Linked DNA regions of Homo sapiens: all the other regions are linked to region 1. The links are chromatin loops, found by intact Hi-C in ENCODE. Cell type or tissue: PC-3. All regions are shown on one strand. Region 1 has its middle 74 kb from the start of TNFSF18. Region 2 holds the start of TNFSF18 (TNF superfamily member 18). Region 3 has its middle 150 kb from the start of TNFSF18. Region 4 has its middle 11 kb from the start of TNFSF18. Region 5 has its middle 130 kb from the start of TNFSF18.

Evidence for each region. Peaks named below come from ENCODE experiments on the same cell type or tissue, not always from the same donor. Only the 100,000 strongest peaks of a DNase experiment are listed, where the experiment ranks them.
Region 2: a loop joins it to region 1, with 5 times the contacts of the local background. A loop is called at or near these places in 5 of 110 quality-filtered maps.
Region 3: it touches region 1 in a loop (5-fold over the local background); 5 of 110 quality-filtered maps call a loop at or near these places.
Region 4: it touches region 1 in a loop (5-fold over the local background); 4 of 110 quality-filtered maps call a loop at or near these places.
Region 5: it touches region 1 in a loop (4-fold over the local background); 4 of 110 quality-filtered maps call a loop at or near these places.

Annotation. Positions count from the first base shown.
Region 1 is chr1:172,974,705-172,978,704 of GRCh38, reverse strand. No RefSeq gene overlaps it. Among named protein-coding and RNA genes, the nearest start is that of TNFSF18, 74 kb to the left of the region's middle. In PC-3, no CTCF peak of the experiment used is centred here; a DNase peak (open chromatin) is centred at 2,104; H3K4me3 peaks cover 283 bases; H3K27ac peaks cover 2,506 bases.
Region 2 is chr1:173,050,536-173,054,535 of GRCh38, reverse strand. It overlaps TNFSF18 (TNF superfamily member 18), which reads left to right and starts at 3,595. Exons shown (of 3, transcript NM_005092.4): 1 at 3,595-3,795. The coding sequence starts at 3,640. In PC-3, no CTCF peak of the experiment used is centred here; DNase peaks (open chromatin) are centred at 1,515, 1,785 and 3,455; H3K4me3 peaks cover 1,352 bases; H3K27ac peaks cover 1,470 bases.
Region 3 is chr1:172,900,804-172,904,803 of GRCh38, reverse strand. No RefSeq gene overlaps it. Among named protein-coding and RNA genes, the nearest start is that of TNFSF18, 150 kb to the left of the region's middle. In PC-3, no CTCF peak of the experiment used is centred here; DNase peaks (open chromatin) are centred at 643, 1,053 and 1,713; H3K4me3 peaks cover 458 bases; H3K27ac peaks cover 2,336 bases.
Region 4 is chr1:173,060,157-173,064,156 of GRCh38, reverse strand. No RefSeq gene overlaps it. Among named protein-coding and RNA genes, the nearest start is that of TNFSF18, 11 kb to the right of the region's middle. In PC-3, no CTCF peak of the experiment used is centred here; DNase peaks (open chromatin) are centred at 1,396 and 1,786; H3K27ac peaks cover 1,366 bases.
Region 5 is chr1:172,915,679-172,919,678 of GRCh38, reverse strand. No RefSeq gene overlaps it. Among named protein-coding and RNA genes, the nearest start is that of TNFSF18, 130 kb to the left of the region's middle. In PC-3, no CTCF peak of the experiment used is centred here; DNase peaks (open chromatin) are centred at 1,508 and 3,378; H3K4me3 peaks cover 1,835 bases; H3K27ac peaks cover 3,435 bases.

The DNA.
Region 1 (4,000 bases):
TAACAATTCCAAATTCTGGGTAAGTCAGCAGGCTGGCGAGAAGACTTAATGTTGTAACTTGAGTCCAAGGGTAGCCTGGAGGCAGAATTTCTTCCTATTTGGAGGACCTCAGTCTTTTTCTCTCAAAGCCTTCAACTGATTGGAAAAGGTTCACCCACATTATGAGGGGTAGTCTGCTTTATTGAAAGTCTCTGATTTAAATATTAAGCTCATCTAAAAACAGCTTCACAGCAACATCTAGACTGGTGTTTTACTCAATATATAGGTATTGTAGCCTAGTCAAATTGACACATAAAATTAACCATCACAATGTTCATTACTGGGGTTTAACAAAGGTGGTACTATTTATTTCATACAGCTGAAAAAGAAAACATCCAGCAACTATATGAAAGAAAGCTTCAGTTTTTAAAATTCCAAAACAGGGCAAGCTCACTCATTCCACATCAGTGTCTTTAGTGTCTTCAACCATTTCCTGCCAAGGTGAGATTCTACAAACTCATAGTTTTTCTTAATACTACAAGCTTTCTTTCTACGCACTCCTCCTTCTCCTCCACTCCCATCTTATCAAATATAGGTGTAAGCACTGATGAAATATAGGTGTAAGCACTTTTAAAAGAAATGTCTCTATAAAGAAGAAAACATTATAAGCAGAAGGGAGACTATATTTAAACAGACAGTACTAGATATCACACACGTTGGTAATTGTACCACAGAAAAAGGCATAAAACAGAGAAGAAGACAACAATAAAACAACAATAAAAAGCTTCTTTCCAGTGCTTTCTCCTCAAACAGGCCATGAAATGGTCACCACCGACCTATGGCCAAGAAATGACTTGGGGAAGTGAGAGTTCCAGGTCAGCCTCATTGCATGGCAGTTCATATTTTACTCTTCAATGACTTTGAAAGGAACTGACTAATTTGAACCAAACGTAGCAAATTATTACCAAACCCCAGCATGCATCATCATGCTTATTTATTTTCAAAACAGAATACTTTTAATCACTGAGAGATGTTTTGGGCACATAGGACATAGTCTGGCTATGTTTACTACACAAATATTTTTAAGCCCAATTATCAATTATCAGTAAACCCAAGTATTTCCATTAATTCTGTGGGCAAAGACATTAAGGCAATATGACAAATATTTTAAGGTGAGCAAAAGTTTCACCTCCAGTTACCTGGGCAGGAAGTGTGGACAAACCAGTTTGGTTCTATTGTGCTGGTGGTTGCGAGGAAGAAATCATACCATAGCAGAGTTTCAATATGCCTTAAACATAGTATGATTCCTCACACATTTGAAAGATATTCCATTCATTTCAACAATGTTTACTGAGTTCCTATCATGTTCAAAGCCCTGAACTAGGTGGAGGTCGTGGTTTGGGGGAAGATTTACAGATGGGTAAATCATAGGCTCTACTCTTCTCATAATTAAAATTTAGAAGGAAGCATAAAAGCAGTATGTCATATAAGACAAAATATAGTCAGAAACCTAAGAACAGAAATATTTGTGTAGTGGTTTATTGGCCAAATGTCTTTTTGTACTTTAAGAAGAAGAAGGGTTGGGACAACCAACCTCGATTACCTTTGAAAAAGTTGCTCAATGGCCAAGAATCTTGGATAAACTCAGCTTATTTTGAAAATAGTCTCCAGCGCTAACAACAAAGCCTTCCCCATCACTTCATTCTGTTCTTGGTCTTCCTGATTTAGATCTCCAGTGAGATTTTAGAAATCTGCTTCTGTAAGTGGCATTAGGCCATCAGGTGCCTGACACTGCTAATACCTTTGGGAGGCCCAGGCTGCACCCTGGCTTTCCAAGAACACAGAATGCAAAATGAATACTGAATGCCATCAAACATTCTGGGTGCCCTCCACCTTGTCCTTGACCTGATGTGAGCCTGCATCTCTCACCTATCCTCTGTTTCCTTGGTCTGCCCTGGGCCAAAGCCAAGAGCTCCTTGCTTTTTTTTTTTTTTTTTTTTTTTTTTTTTTTGAGTCACTACCAAACTTGTTGACTTTGGCCTTTCCTTGTGATAATTTTCAGTTTAACTGTTTGTTCTGGCCACAGAGATTTCAGTCTAGCTTACAAACTACTTTTATTGTATAACTCAGGGTTTAGGCCAGATTGGTAGCTGGCTCCAGTTACACACCCTGGCTAATGATTCAACAGCTATTGTGTTCCTGGGAAGCTTCTGGTTAGAACTGGATGAAATGATGTGACGTCAGTGGCTGCCAAACTGCACAATTCTTTAGTTTACGTTTCAGTTTAAAGTGATTATAAAGTTATTTTGGGCACTTTTTTTGAGGGACCTTGACACTTGCCACAAAAAACAAAGCCAGATGTTTTTCAGGATTTGATTCCTCTCCACTCATCTCTGTCCCAGTCAGGAACTCAAGGACACCTGCCTTTGGAACTTAAACTTTGATGATGCAATTCATATAAAGTTCAGAATGTCCAGGTTCAAACAGGGCTACATCCATACTAGCGATTCATTAAAGATTTTGGGGGAGAATATATCTCTCCACTGCCTCTTACCATTTTTCCCTAACATTTCCTCCATTCAGTTAATCACTCAATTATTCATCAAATATTTATTGAGTGCTTGCTATGTGCCAGAGACTGTTCTGGGTACAGGGAATGTATCAGGGAATAAAAGTAGCACAAGTTCTGTTCTCATGAAGCTTATACCCCTTAAAATATACAGGGTTAAAGACAGTAAATACCTTGGCGAATTATACATTATTATAAATGGTTATAATTGATATAAAGAAAAATAAGGTAGGGAAAGGGAAAAGGAGGATGAGGCCAAAAGGAGATGTGGATTTGAATAGGGTACTTCTTTGTTAAAACACTGGGCTATTACGAAGGATTGGCAAAAAAAAATTGAGAAAGAATGGCCAGTGAGGTAGGGGGTAAACAAGAGGAGGGTGGTTTTGGTGGTCACACCACTTTGGGAAACTGTTTGACAATATCTTCTAAAGCTAAATATGACCCTGTGGCTCTACAACTGTACTCCTGGCTATGCACCCAGCAGAAACGAGTGCTTATGTGCAAAAAAAAGAAAAAAAAAAGAAAAGAAAACTGGGAAAACTAAAAACATGTACAAGAATGTTCTTAAGAGCTTATTCACAATAGCCAAAAATTAGAAACAGTCCGAATATTTATTCATGGTAGAAAGGATAGACATGCTGTGATATAATTGTACAATGGAATATAAAGTAGAAATGAAAAAGAATGAACTACTGCTACACTCAAACAACATGGATGGATCTCACAGAAGTATACTGCATGAAAAAATCTAGACACAAGAGTGTATATTGTATGAGTCCATCAATATATTTAAAAATATTTAAGTTATTTTAAATTTTAAAATTTAAAAATAGACAAAACTAATCTGTGGTGATAAAGTAGAAAATAGACATTACCTTTGGGGAGACAGAGACTGAGAAGGGGCATAAGGGAGCCTGTCAAGGACTGGTGTTATTCTTATCTTGATCAGAGTAGTGCTAAAGTGCTATATATTTAAGATCTGTGCATGTCACTGTGTACAAGTCATACATATATATATATACTATGAAATACTATGCAGCCATAAAAAGGAATGAGATCATGTCCTTTGCAGGTACATAGATGAAGCTGGAAGCCATCACCTTCAGCAAACTAACACAGGAACAGAAAACCAAACACCACATGTTCTCACTCATAAGTGGGAGTTGAACAATGAGAACACATAGACACAGGGAGGGGAACAACACACACCAGGGCCTGTAGGCAGGAGGGATGTGGGCCTGTAGGCAGGAGGGGTGGTGAGGGGAGGGAGAGCATCAGGACAATTAGCTAATGCATGCAGGGCTTAAAACCTAGTTGGCAGGTTGATAGGTTCAGCAAATCACCATGGCACATGTATACCTATGTAACAAACCTGCACATTCCACACATGCATCCTGGAACTTAAAGTAAACAAAATTAAAAATAAAAATAAAAAGAATTTTAAAAATAAAA
Region 2 (4,000 bases), 76 kb before region 1:
TATTGATTTACTGCATATATCCATCTATGTGTCTTCAAGTCAAATGAGCCCTATTTGTCGTGACAGTAATACTCTGACACCCAGAGTAGACAAAATTAGTTGTGTATTATTCCTCACTGAGTTCTGACATATTGAAAAATTCTGATTGATTATGCTATACCCATACACTATCTCAAGGATAAAGTCATGATAAACAGTGGTATTAGGGGAATGTGGCGAGGAGTGCAGACCTGAGTACTAACAGATTTGGAGGAAACTGATGTCCACCTAATGCCCTCTTACAGACTTTAATATATCTTCTACTCTGTTGACTCTACATGGGGTGTACCTGACATACTTCAGCATAAAGAGGTAGAAAAAATATGAGTTTTGGGGCCCAACATAGGAGGATTCAATCCCTATTCTGCCTTTATGGGCAAATGATTAATCTTCCTGAATGTCAGTTCATCATTCTAACAGATACAGAGAATACAGGGCTGTTTGATGTTCAGATGTAATCATTTGTACGCAGAGAAGAAGCAGTAAGTGCCTAATGCATTTTAAGGTAATTTAGTCAGTAAGTGAACTGAAACCATGTTGTTCTATAATTAATTCTGAATTCAAAGCAGCCATGGATGCAGTTCAAATTGCTTAATCAAACATATCTTAGAACCTTTTTTTCAATATTAAAAATACAGAATAGAGGTTTTCTTTGACCTTTTTTCCTGAAATTTCTTACTTTGCAGCTCTTGAATGAAAAATACCAGCTTCATTTAAAAATTTAGGATTTTGTCATTGTTTATATTGAGTTCTTATTTTAATTTCTAATATTTACAGATGCTTATACCTCTGAATATTTATTTCTAAAGTTTTATCATACCCTCAAGAAAGAGTACCCTCCTCTCTCTTCTTAAACAGTTTATTTCTAACCCGCTATTTCAACGGTTTCAGTTTATCAAGGTCTGTTTTCTCAGGCACTTTCTTATGTATAGTATCAATTTGGGCGTCTGTCTCCCTGCGGATAAGGTTTCAATTTGGTTAGATGGCAAATTCATTGGCAGCTGTTACTTTTTTTTTTTTTTTTTTTGAGACGGAGTCTCACTCTGTCGCCGGACTGGAGTGCAGTGGCGCAATCTCGGCTCACTGCAACCTCCACCTCCTGGGTTCAAGCGATTCCCTTGCATCAGCCTCCCGAGTAGCTGGGACCGTAGGCGCGCGCCACCACGCCTGGCTAATTTTTTGTATTTTAGTAGAGACGGGGTTTCACCATGTTGGCCAGGGCAGCTCTTACTTTTTAAAATATCCCCCAAATCTCCTAGCACAGTAGTGGGCAGATAGTAAATGTTTGACATGGATTTGCTTGTCAGATTTAATTGAAAAACAAACAAACAAAAAAAACCCAGAAACTTCATGCTCAAGTATCTGAGCCAGGGACGGACCATAAACCCGAAGCTTGAATTGGTGCTCATTTACCTCTTGTCAAATCCTGAGATATAACATGTAATCCTGATAACTTACACCAAAATCGTGCCAACTGTGACTCATTGCTCTAGAATTTCAGAAAGTCTTGCCTACTGTTACCTGTCTTAACTTGAAGTTTCCTCATTTCTAAATCCTATTTCATGAAAAGAGGCCCTAGAATATAGTCTTCTTGAAATAAGTATGTCATCTTTCTTAAGATACTGTCATAAGGTTAAATAATTAATAAGGATATTCCAGGGCCTAACAGTGGTTAAAGGCGGAAGGAGGAACTGGATTTTATTTAAAACAGTTTCTCATGTGAATAAATGTTTACCTAAGGTAGCAAGCCAGGGAAATTCCCTCAAAAATTTGGAAAGCAGACAGGAAAAGGGGCAGATCATAAAAACAGGAAGGACATAATTTAACTTCCAATTTTAAGTTCTGTGCTTGTGTATATGAATTCCAGATCTGATGCAAGTGCAAAGGTTATGGGATCAAGGCATCAGTCTTTTTCTAGAGTAAGTTTATTCTTTATCCCTGCATTGCAGCATCTAAGTACAGAGCCACAAAAACATTTGTTGTGTTGAAAAATCATTTTTGTGTAACTGGTCTTTTAAGAAGTAGTTTATTGAACAAGGTAAAATAGGGCCCAAATTAAAATTTTGACAGTTCAGAGAGAAATATTGCTAATAATATTGTAAATAGTGCAATATTAAGACAAAATGGTTGGATTACAAAGCAGTATCTGTGGGCTTGAGTTTTCACTCCATCATTAACCAGCCAGCAGTGATTTGAGACACTACTCACACCCTCTTGTCCTTAGTTTCCTTTTTTTGTAAAGGAGGATGTTAAATCTCTGGACTTTTTTCTAATTTATAAATCGTCAATTCTCTCTTAGATTAAAAAATAGGTTTTCCAAAATACTTTCATTGTACTTCCTTTTGTTTAAGTAAACTTTAGGTGAATTTTATCTTGTGGGAAAGATAAAGAATGTTCATTCTTTTCTAGGATTTAATAATTGAATTAAACTTCACTACATCGCTAAAGAGGGTAGAGAAGAGATAATCTAACATTTATGGAATGCATAAACTTTTCACCTTCATTTCATTCTCCACAAAAGCATTATAAAGTGAAAATTTTCTCCATTTTACAGTGAAGGAAACTGAAGCTCAGAGAACTCAAGTAACATGCCTAAGGCCACAGAGCAGGTAGGAACTGGGCAGTGCCAGCCTCTGCTCTTGAGGTCTGTCTGATTTAAAAGCCTGTGTGACTGAGGTCCATAGAACCAGGAGACTTCCTCAATTTTGTAGTAAACCCATATTTTTGGGCCCAGGAAGAAAACCCAAGGTTTTTTTTTTTTTTTTTTTGGAATAGAGTATAAGCTCTGGCTGAGGGCAGGATGCAGGAAAATATCCTTCTGTAAAATAACTTCTTATGCCAGAACTAGATTATCAGAGTTTAAAAATGATGAAATATAAAATTGAGCTTGTTGTATTTACAATTTTTTATTAAATTCTTGTAATACACTTGATATTTTCTAGAGACTCAGAATGAACGCATTCTATACACTAGAAATTGATGAAACATTTTTGTGAGTATAGATTTTATTTTTCCAGGTTTACTGAAGTATAATTGACAAATAAAAATTGTGGGTATTTAAGGTAAACAAGATGATGACTTGATTAAAACTCTATTTTTTCCAAACTAGAGATCCTAGCCTCTCCAACTTCCTAACACTCTGCCGCTCATGTACATGATATCTGGAGTATGGTAGGGGGATTAATCTCAAACTTTATTTTTTCTTATAAAAAGTGATTTTCTTATCTAGAAATAATCTGGAATACTTTCTTAGATGAGAGCACACCACTTTATTCTCCCAAGCCTCCTCTACACGTGCACTGTACTGCCGTTTGATTTAGGAAAGAAATTTTTTTCCCCTCTGAACTTCCCTTGTGCTTTTTTTTTTATGTTCTGAGTTTGTGTTGGCTTTCAGCCTTCCGTTCCTTTTGTTGTATTTGATCTGGTGCCAAATGAGAGTCAGCACTTAAGTTATAAGTATCATTTTCTAACACAGTGACAGAAGGAAAACTCCGCCTTCCACACCCACTACTAATTACCATATTGCTACAAAACATGACATTGCATCCTTCACCCATCACTTGTGAATTTTTGTTTTCCACAGCTCTCATTTCTCCAAAAATGTGTTTGAGCCACTTGGAAAATATGCCTTTAAGCCATTCAAGAACTCAAGGAGCTCAGAGATCATCCTGGAAGCTGTGGCTCTTTTGCTCAATAGTTATGTTGCTATTTCTTTGCTCCTTCAGTTGGCTAATCTTTATTTTTCTCCAATTAGAGGTAAGGAGGCAATTGTACCTAAGGTTACTATTTGCTATAATCCTCTATTTATTTGTTTTTCTAGTTGTTATCATTGTCACTCAGTATTGTTAGCAATAGTTGGAAGGAAGAGATGTGTATACATAATGTAAATACAATTCTAATATTGTCATGACATGGCGTTTGAAGTTTATCTAAAGGTTTTGAGATAAAAGGTATCAGAAAA
Region 3 (4,000 bases), 74 kb after region 1:
AGTGTCAGAAGGATTAACTGGGCAATGGAGGTGAAAGATAGCATTTTACAAGGGAACAGCATAAACAAGGCCCTCAAGGCAGGAAGAAAACATTTTCTAAGACAGATAACTAATTTTTTCCAACTATCAGGAAAATCTCTCCAAAGGAATATATTTTGGGGCTCCTTAAGAATTTCAAATTATTTGGTTCAAAACTTCACTGAAACACACAGTAAATAATTCGTTTTACATCTTGGGTAATTCAGGTATTAGGCATATGCAGATTGGCCATTCAGATAAATAACTATGTACACATATCATTTAATTTCAACTTGAACTATTTTGGCATTATCTAGAAACACTGCCATTAATGATTCCATTTGAGGGAACAGAAATTCACCCCACCTGCACTTGCTTTCCTGAAGAAAATGGCTCAGGACTGTCCTGAATTCATAGGCTAGCCTTTAAGCTCTGAAACTCTAAGGATAGGATAAACTTCACTTTTAATGTGGGTCACATTGAGGATCTGAAAAAGGAGAAACCTACTCCAGGTCAGGAAGTTTGAATGACACTTCATTGTCTCACTTGTCATCTGGCCAACATTTCAGAAAGAAAAGGAATAAATATGCTTTAAGGTAACACAAAGGATATGACCCCCGGCTCATTTAGGAAAAAAAAATTGGAGTGACATTTAAGAAGAAGAAAACCAAGACTACCAACTCTGAATGCAGACATGTGCTTAGGCTGGGTAAAAACTTCTAAAGAGCAGTAATGGAATTCCCATGGGTTACTAGAGTTATGACTTGACTAGCCTAAAAATTAATGGTGAATTTCCCTGCAGATTTTTCTCTACTACAGACAGACTTGTTGTGACTAGATTTCTTGCTCCCTATTTCAGTTTTAATAAATAAATTTTCCCTGATTGGAGATGAAGGTATTCAAACTTAAAGGATTGGGAAAGGAAGATAATAATCCTCCAGGGTTTTTATGAAAACCACAACAGTGAAATTGAAGAACTCCATGTAGGGAAACAATGTTTATTTATCAATGGCCATGGAAGAAGCATTCCTCTCTAATAAGGGGTATGTATACTTTGACCTGCCCTTAACACTCACTTCCTAGGAATGTATGATGAGATCTTCAGAAGTTTAATTAGAAACACTAATGCTTTCATGGGCTGATATAATTATTCTAGTTAGTCTTTAAGACTTTTATACATTCTCTTCATACATTACTTATAGTATATTCTCTTGCTGAAACTACTTGCTAGTGTCAGCTGAATGTCACAGTTGGACGAGAAGGTAGTGGCCCTTAAGGAAGGATATATTATAAACATATGTATTACATATATTTGTACAACATATTACATATTACAAAACTGCAAATCAAGTTTCAATTCCATTTCAAATATTACTCCACCAACCAACATTTTTGAGTCTGGGTTGGATTTATTTAGGTTCTGAGCCAGTGAACTTGTGTTAACTTCCAAAGCTCAGACATTGCTACATGACCTTGGAAGACTTAAGTGGGAAGGATCTTTAGATAGTTTTGTCTAGAATGAATCACATAAAAATTTCTTGTATAATATAGTCATTTTCTAGAGTGGCTGGCTGCCATCTTGCTTGTAATGAAATATAATCTATGTTATTCTGCTCCATTATCTAATAAAAACCAAGCTACACAGTCAGAAAATGACCTGGCATTTGCAGTAGCCGAGTCTGCTGAATAATTAGGAGAAGCACATACAAAATGTTAAACCATGAAAAAGCTTTGTATTACCACAATTGGCTTCATAAAAATTCTTCAGCTGCTGTATGTATTTCTTCATTACACATCCAAAGACTCAGTGACTAACAATGTCACTGGTAGACATATATTCATAACAGTGTTAGTCATGGGATCTTAAAACTAGCTAAGATACATTCTGAAACTTATCTGAAACAACAGAGGTTTGTTTAAGTTTACCACAGGGACAGTATTTTCAAGTCTTCTATAAGGTCAGTACTGCATCATGACATTTACTTTTAATAGAAGAGAAACTGAATAACGTAATTTTTGAGCTCAGCATACTGCTAGTAATTTATAAACTGTCCACAATTATTTTCCTTCTAAGTTGAAGAATAGTGAACATAAAATATAGAAAAGATGCTAACTATCTACGTTAACATTCTACAGGACCAGTTCAAAAACTCAGAGCATTACGGAAACACTGATTTGTATTTTAAAAATCATTTTATATCACTTTCGCATTCACTAATTTGAGATATACTTATCTCAAATTAGTGATCCATACATCAACATACATGCATTAATGAACATAACCAAGTTGATATAGTCAGTTCCAAGTCTAGATGTTAAATATCCTCATTCAAAATAAAACTCACCTTTCACTATGTTCTTTGCCTCAATTTTATTGTGATCTAAGATGATGCAATAGTATAGAGTGCTGACTGTTAACCTGATTCCATAGAAAATTCAAAGTCAAAAACATTGAATTTTATTGATTCCATAATTAATTAATTTGTTGTTAAACATTCAGGGTTTTTTGACATCTAAAATATACTTTTAGAAAAATTTGCCGCCACTACAATAACTCTAGTGCTTTGATTTATTATTCAGACTACCTATCAAAGTCAAAACTTAGAAGCACCACTGTTAACTCTTAATCATTGACACTAATAGTGAATGATTCTTATATAATTAGCATCTACTTAAACCACCAAGTCCTTTGACTTACTTATTTAGCCACTTGCTCAACACTTTGTCTCAATTAGAATTTAATCAGTAGCAAAATTGACTAGAATTCATTTTTAAATTAATTTACACTTTACTCTCCAAGGTTTTTATAACCAAGGACACAATTCCAAGTCTCTACAATAAGAAGGGAAGAACAAGTAAGAATGTTGCGATATCTTCAAGCTTTTCAAGACAGATAATTCAGAAGAGTTAGCTCTTCATCCTTGATCTAGTTTGCGGTTGGTACGTTTCTCTTGCTTTTCCTTCCTTTCTTAAAAGTGACTGGGAAAATTCTGATGGAAGAAAGGACTGATAAATGATCATGATCAATCAGAATTGAAGATGATTTTAGAATTTAATTTAGAATTTAATTTACTCATATTAAAGTACCTTTATTTTACACTTGTGGACATTAAAGTAATGAATGCTCCATTAATTCTAGAAGTCTAAAAATATTTGAAAAGTTATAATTTCAATAAAACCATGTGCCACCTGCACATCAGTAACTTATTTATTAATGGAAGAAAGTAAGTCTTCCTATTCAGTTAAAATTTTCCTCCAGCACACAGTAACTGAGCATTGTTTGGGTCGTGCTGTGGAGAAGTATAACTTGAGGGTAGGAGTGAGGGAGCTCTAGAGTGAAGACAGCCAGGACTCACAGATGCCACCTACAAGCCTGTGAGAGAGCTGGGGGATGACTTGATGAGGAGGATCAGAGGGGAAGTAGAGAGCCATGTCAAATGAAAAAATGTTTTGGCGGTAGAATTGAGCAGACCTGCCCAACTGAAGGAGGAGAAGTCATCAAGGTAATTCCAAGATTTCCAACTTGGATGATGGAGGAAATGGGGGAATAGTAATAGAGAAAGAGAATGCAATAAGAGAACCAGGACTTTTCTGGTTTCACTGGGGAGTTGAGTTGTAGGGAGAAGCAGAGAAGAATAGATAAGTTCTGCATTAGAACTGGGGTATGTCTATCTGCAGGAGCAGGACAACAGGGAGAGAGGTCTAGGAGTGGTTAGAAATATGGATGCATAGCTCAAAAGAACTCCAGGATAAAGGTAAAAGGCAGATTTTTAGGGCATAGAGATGAGAAATGAAGAGATAATTAGCACAAACACTCAGAAAAAGAGTGAAGAGCAAGAAGACAACAGAAGTTGGAGTGCTGATAAACAACAATTAAGAGAAAAGTAGAAGCAATTGAAAGAATGGGTAAAGGATATAGGAGGAGAATAAGAAGAGAATAGATTCTGTCTTGAAGTAGAAGGGGGAGCAAGTTTCAAGAAAG
Region 4 (4,000 bases), 85 kb before region 1:
GAATTGGGTGGCTTCCTCTTAACCCCACTGCACTATGATGAGAGAGAGACTAGGGCAAAGGCTAAGAAAAATGCCATGAAATTTTCTACCATTTTGAGTGTGGCTTTTGCTTGGTTGGACATTTTCTTGGTTGCTGCAGTCTCTTGACTGGTTTCTAGAGCTCTCACAAGGCTATTAAGCCATTCCTTTGTTGTTTACTTCATGTTTCTGTGGTGGAACCAGGACCTGGATTTTTCTATTCTGCCATCTTGCTGACATCATCTTCTCCAGAGATAGCTTTTAATCTGAAAAGACAATTAAGATTGAACACCAGTGAATTCTACCATTAAAGGAAAATGGGAAAGGACTCCATAAAGATGCCTAATGATAAGGCAAAAAGAAGGGAGAGAACCAAAAGAGAATCATATCCTAGAAACCAAGATAAGAAGCAGTCTCAAGAAATTTTTGGTAAGTAGTGTTAAAATCTACAAAGATATCAAATAAGATGATGACTTATATCAGCCAACTGGATTTGGAACTGTAGAATGCTGAGGGTGGAAGCAACATGTTATGTAGCTATGGGAAGAGTCTACCTGAATAGTGAAGCTGCATAACCACTAAGTGTCTCAAAAAACTGAAACATGATGTCAAACACAAGACTGTTTAGAAAAAGGATAAAGCACTCAGGATTTATGAAATACTATTTGTAGAGCTGTACAGAAAACTGTTTTTCAAATCAATTCCAGCAAAAAAAAATGTTGGCTTCTGATTTGCTTTTCCCCAATTTACAACATATGTGTCTTCTGATTCTGTGTCATCTCTTGTTTATTTCTACTCTTTCAAGTGATGCTTTTGTGGCTAAGAAATCAAAGGCCAGATTTCTCTTCTTAATATGAATTCTATTTAACTACTTTGATTTTCCAAACTTCCCTTTGCATCCCATCGTGTATCCTAGGGGCATTACAGATTTCTCCTTTGATAGTATCATATTTCTACATTTTAAATCTAAATCCAAATGGATAAATATCTTTACATAACTGATCAGTCAGAATTAAAAGAAACAAGTGAAAAAATGCTCCTCAGGGGGCCAATATCCTGGGTGTGATGACAGTAAGCCAGTTAATTTTGTTCTAATCCAAAACCAGAGACTGCACTTATCCCGCAATCCTATCCTGTAGCCCCATCAATGCATGCTTTTCACCATAAAAGAATATAAGATAGAATGTGTGAAAGATGATGGGCAAAGTTCATTTCTACTCAGAAAAATAATTAAAATTATATGTAATATTTGACTCAAAGAGGATCAATATATTATTTCACTTACTTACTCACTCTTCTCATAAATATTTCTTGGACAACCATACTATGTCAGGCACTGTGTGTGCAGAGGTAAACATAGTCCCATCCCCTCAGAGGCTTACACAGTCATAGATACTATTAAAGAGATAGGTACAATGCACTGTGGTAGGTGAAAAGAAGGAGTAACCAATACCACAATTATAAGCTGACAACAAACTCAAGAGTTGTTTGGGAGGTATGCCAGACAACAAACTCAAGAGTTGTTTGGGAGGTATGCCAGACAACAAACTCAAGAGTTGTTTGGGAGGTATGTCAGCTGCTCAGTTCATTTTAGATGGGCTTATTACTGTCATCCCTATTGATAAGAATGTACTTGCTGTATTTACTTCTTTAACATGAGTGTGGTTTTGTGGCAGGCTTTACATTACAGCGTGGTTTGATATACATCAGGAAACAGTTATACAGAGTAATCACTCAGTGCCTACAGGGTGTATAGTAAGGTCCTGGTAATTAAAAACCACAGACAGGGTGCTCCTGGGCCTTCAGTATGGACAAGACCAGTGTGAGTCATGCTGTTTGTATGACAAGCTTTAGGTGATACAATGAGTACAAACATTGCTTTGCTTCCTTTCCTTGGTGTTATTTCATAGCTCTCAGGAGTCAGAATCTTACAGGAGAGAAAGAGTGGACCATTACAGTCAAACATAAGAGACTACCAGACTTTAGCTATACAATATAAAATGTTGTTATCAGTGTTGTGATGTTCAGTAAATAAAACCACCATGGAGTTCAATGTGAAACAAAACATTCAACATAAACTTGGCTCTGGTTATAGATGATTAGTCAAGGTAGAGTGGTATAAACATAGTACTTATAAATTTAAGTCTTGAAAGCTGAATCTAGTCTGATCGCTGCTCCGTGGTGATATAATGTTAGTAAAACCATCCAACCATCCATCCATCCATCCATCCATCCATCCATCCATCCATCCACTCATTCAATGTTTATTGTGCCTCCTCTATGATCCAGGCCTTAGGTGGGTTTCAGGTGTTAGGAGATTTTAACAACTCCTTGCCTTTAGAGGCCTACACCCAAATAGAGAAGATGGTATGCAGATGATTATATTGTGGTAATACCAGTGCTGTCATACGGATAAATACAGTGGGATCTGGGAACACATGGAAGAGGCATTTAACTAAGATGAAAAGGCCAGGAGGTGGTTTCTCTAGGAGGTAGTATGTGGATGAAGTTTAGAGTATGACAACAACTGGCCAGCACAAGATTAAGAAAGAGAAAGTCTAAAGGATGGTTTGTCTCTCAGATATTGGCACTTTCATAATAGAAAGCAGATTCTTGCCATAAGGCAAGATCCTTATTAACCTAATTTGGGGTAAGAACTTCCTTTAAGTAAGAAACCAAGAAAGAAACATACTGAGAATGCTTCTCAAATACAAAGTGGAAGAACTGCAACTTGTAATCGTCAGACTTTTTCAGCAGCAAAACAGTACTGGGCCTCCTGATAATCACCTTCAGGCAGTCCCATCTCCTCTCTGAAAAGACTCAGGGTGTTTCAGAAGGAACACTAGTTAGAGCTTAGACATGTATTCTAACCAAACTCTCATCTCACAGTTGAATTCCTGTTTTGCCCAGTTTTGAGCTCAGGAAATAAGCTTGAGGATAGGCTATAATCCCTAATAATGTTTTCAGAGTTTAAAGCCCACCTGATCTATTGCCTTCTTTTTACCCATTTGGCACCAAAGGAGAGGAAGACATGTCCATGTGAAAACACTTGATTATATATTACTATTTATTTTCCTGAATATTAAAACATTCTTGAAAAATTTTCCAACAACAATGTATTACTATATACATTCAATGTGGATACCATGCATCTATTAAACATCATTTTATATATTACTTAAACACAGTGCCAGTTATGTCATACTGTGTAAAAAGTAGGTTATGGAACTATATGAAAAGTATGATTTTAAATTTGTATGTCAAAAAAGTCTACACACGTTTTTCTTCTTCAATGTCTTACTCTTTGATGACTGGTGCAGGGATTACTACAGAGACAGCTTACAGCCAAGGATACACAAGTGGATGTTATGTTCTAAGTTAAACTTGTATGTGAAAAAGCTGCCTGTTATGTCTTACAAAGAGGGACATTCCATCAAATATTCTAGCAACCTCCCTTTCCTATATTGATAAAAATGGCTAGAGTGGGGAAGAAGGGGTCATGGAAGCAAGGGAACATATTAGAAGAGCATCTCTGAGGAAAAGCCTTCTTGTGGAGTTGTTCAATGTGGTGTGTCAGAGAGGGGATGGTTCCTCTTCATTGCCCACTGTACCCTTGTATCTCCATGGAGCGAGGCGGAACAATATCGACTTAACAGGTGTCTAGGCCACATCATGGAATTGGCAACAGACCACCTATCCCAAAAGACTGTCTGGGGGAAAGATGAACCTGCATTGAGGGAACCCTGGAAATCCACTGGGAGTGGAGGGACGATGCAGCAGTGCTGTCTCAAGCAATCCCTGGCATCAGAAGGTATCAGAGGGGTGGCTGGCATCCTAGTATGCAAAAGGACAACTCAAAGATGTCCACACCTTAATTTCTGGAACATCTGGCTATATTACCTTATGTGGCCAAAGAGACTTTGCAGATGTAATAAGATTATGGGAAATTAAAATTGGGAAATTATCCTGGATTATCTGATGG
Region 5 (4,000 bases), 59 kb after region 1:
GAATGGATTGTCCCTGTGGATATTGAAGTAATCAAAAATTCTGATAAGAGTAGTGGGTGAGGAAAAACATGGTGAACTGGAGGCTAAAATTTTTTATTGAAAAGAGAGGTGAGACTTAGGGCTTAGGAGGTAGGTAGGTGATGAGTATGGAATCTACTGGCAGGCATTTTCAGATAATGTTTTTAAAGGATTAACAATATTTGGGAGAAGCACTGAGAATCAAAGACACATATCTCATCTCTAGTATATAGTACAAGGTTTATGAGAGGAAAAAAAACATCTTCACTTGAAAGGGATGTGGGAGAAGCAGTATGTTTAAAGGAGACCCGGATTTCACTTAGGACAAGCTAATGAAGAGAGTTGCGAGAGAAGAGGCTGTGTATACTGGAGATATTGTTGAGGCTTGACCATAAGAAGAGAAACCAGAGAAAGGGTTTGGGGGACCTGCCTGGGAAGAGATGGGAGATGGAGTCAAAGTAGGAAATATAACGAGCAGTGTGAGGAGAAGAGAGGCAGGATAACCTGAGGGCATGCCCTAAAGACTCCAAGGTGAAGGCAGATGATCGATTCTGACTACAGCGCCTTCTTGCATTTAGTCCTTAGGCAGTTTGTGGTGGTAAGTTTTGGAGGAGTATTAAACATGAGTTTGGGAGCCTGGGAAGGGTCTCACTAGAGGCATGTAGAGCTCTGTGGGCCTCCTTTCAATCCTGGAATGGAACAATTGCAGATATTCAAAAGACGCTCTATGGGCTTGCTTTCTGTTAAGTAGATGCTAACTGATCATTTGTTTTATTCGTTTATCAATTATTTATGGGGAGCCCACAATGTGGAGGGCACTGTTTTAGACTTTGGATAAACAAACACACCTTTGGGTCTCCTGGACTTTACGGTTTAGTGGGAGAGAGATATTTAAAGTAAATAAACCAAGAAACACAATATCCAACTGTGCCATTGCTATAAAGACAAAGAACAGGGTGTAATGAGATCATGCAACCGGGTACCTTATGGTATTTAATTCTTCTACATTCTTTGAGTGTACCATGTTGCCTAGCTCCAAAAACACAGCTAAGAAGTAAAAGTGAAAACATATGTTAAGGTTTGATTATTTTCTGAATTAACTAATGAGACTGATTAAGGTGAGACTAAGAAGTAGTGAGACTGATCCCAAAAAGCCACCAAGAAATTACTAATTGCCTCATAATTATAATATCCAGATAAAACTTATTTTTCTACTAGTATATAGCCCTTCTCTTGAATTAACTTTAAACTGTAATTAAGTGACCAGTGTTGTTTAAATATGAGAAAACATTGTGTGGATGTCACTTTGGCACAGAGATACCAGATATGAATAAATGGGAAAACCTCAACTCCATTCATTGTTCTGGGTGGAGGTGGTAGGAAGTTGCCCACAATAAAATGCAAAAGTGCCTTCTGCTGAAATGTGCCCTGAGCCCACTTAGTCACAATATTAAAATGCAGATCCAAGTATTTGGAACAATATGCTCAACTTCTGGTCTATAGCTCCTGAAATGCACTGGGTCCCTATGACTCACTGGCAGAACACGGTTGAAAGAATGTCGAACTCATAAGAGAAAAATGTAACTCCCTGAGATGAATACAACCAACAAGAGAGTGCTTGCCAATGAGAAAATATTGAATTGTTAAAATGCAGTTCTGGAGAAGGCAATACAGGTGTGGAAGGAATATTCTATACTTGTCTCTATCACAGGAGTGTGTTGCTACTTCCAGCAAACTCACTTTCCAAAGAGAAGTCTTCGTAACATTTCTTCAAGGCCAATAATGCCAAGAGTGAAGTTTGCATAAGCTTTAAAAATTTCCCAACTTACCTACCAACTGAAAAATAGGTCAACTTTCAGTCTCAAGAGTAAGAAACTAAATGCATCAATGGGAAGAAACTAACTGCATCAATGGGGTCCTTTTTCCAGTTCAAATTAGGGACTTTAAGTCAGTTTTCCTTGGGAGTCTCCCAGCCTGAAGGAAATAAAAAAAAAAAATAAAAGCAATTAACACCACTTCAGAACTAGACTAGAGATCCACAAGGTAAACATTTTGAGAAAAAGCTAAGAAAAAATCCAAAAGATGAAGGAACAAGGCATCCAGTTCATCCAGAATCCTTCAAGCTTCTCTTTAGACTCATCCACTCACCCACCCATCCATCCATCCATCCATCTTTCCATCCAACTTTCTATTTGATTTTTGTTCGGCTGTCGTTGACCAAGCAGCTACTAAGTGTCTAGCTGAGGTTCACATATCGACAAGACACAGTTCCAGTCTTTGAGGAGCTAATTTGTAATGTTGCAACAAGCCACCAGGTAACCACACAGACAATTTCCATACTATCTAAGAACTGTCATGATAGAGTTAGCACAGGTGCTTTGGGGACACATAATAGGGTGGGGAACTTCATTCAGTAAAGGGCAGGGTAGAGGGGGAGCAGGTCAATGTCTTTAAGGAAGTCATATCCATGCCAAGATGTGAAAGGGGTAGGAGTCAGGCAAAGGAGAGAGGAGAAGGAAAAGTATGGATAAAAAACAAGTGTGTGCTGCTCATTCCTGGGTAGAATCTACAGTGGCCAGGCTTGTAACTCAGCTTGGGCCCCAGTAGGCTCTGTAGGAATGAAGGGTCTCCTGAGGCTCTAACATCCACTCAGACCCAAAGCAGTGAGGCTAGAGGGCTAATAAAATGTGTGGTGATATAAATGTTTTCAGTAAATATTTACATGAGGTAAATATTCAGTGATGGGTGATGGAAGATGGAAGATGGAGCCAGAAGGTAAAACCCTTCTGGAAAGTAATATTTTAGGCCAGAATCTAAAAGTGAGTAAATTCAGGTGAGTAAGAGAATGGAAACAAGTATCCTAAGCCTAGCAAATGCCACCTGCCATGGCCAAGAGAGTGCTATGGCCAGAGTACAGGGAAGACCTCAGAAAGACAGGCAAGGAGTTGGGTGGAGAAGACAAAGTGAACCTAGGCAGTGCCTACAAATTTGTGAAATGTTATTTTGAATATCCCCAAAGATGGCAAATCTTTGTTTTATAAAGGTGATTATTGAAAGTAGCTGAATGTCATGGAGCCCAAACTGATGAACCATATGAAAAATAATCTGAAAGAGTGTCTTTTAGCCCAAAACAAGATTTAAGTTATGAAATAACAACATAAACATTTTCTTATAAACTGGCTCTGAAGTAACCCAAAAAAGAAAGACAAAGCAAAGAACAGGGCTATAATATGCTCTCAGAAAAAATAGTTTCTTAAATTAAGTGGATGGCCTCCAAAGGTGACTTCCTTAAAGTGACAGCACTCGGTTAGATGCTTGTAAATTTAGACAAGATATTTTTAAGTTCTGACTCAGTGATGTCTAATCTCTTGAGAATATCCCCTGAGAGTAGATTAAATATTTGTGAAGATATAAATTGCATTGAAAAGCACACTCCAGATTTTGGAGCTATGGAATAATTCTCTTTGAAAGGGATGTAATAGGCGCCTCACCTTCTCCAACTCTCACCCTAAGCAGTGTCTTTATCCTTTCTTAGATTTCCTCCTGGGTTTCTTTCACTGGCTGAATATGGATAATGTTGATTTTGTATCATTAACAGATGCAAAACCTCTCAGGGGAAGTTTCCTCTTGATTATACACAAGAGCTTTGACAAGTCTCAAACTATAACATAGAAGAGGGTGGGACGCACCATCTGAGACTTCCCAGCAAATCTTTATCTCATAGTAAGGGTGGGATGGGGAACACATTTTCAAGGTCATTGTGAGCAAGGAAGTGTTAATTCAAAATAAACTATGAGTTGCTATTTAATTGGGGCAGGGATCAATGTGTGGGGCTTAAAAGTCTGGGTTTAGTGCTTTCAGGCCCTTTACCTAAATTTCAGCGACCATGTTTTGGTTTGGTTTGGTTTTTTAGAGAGGGACACATCTAATGGTGACATATTTGAAGAGTTAACCTGTTAGAGATGTAACACCTGTGTTGTCT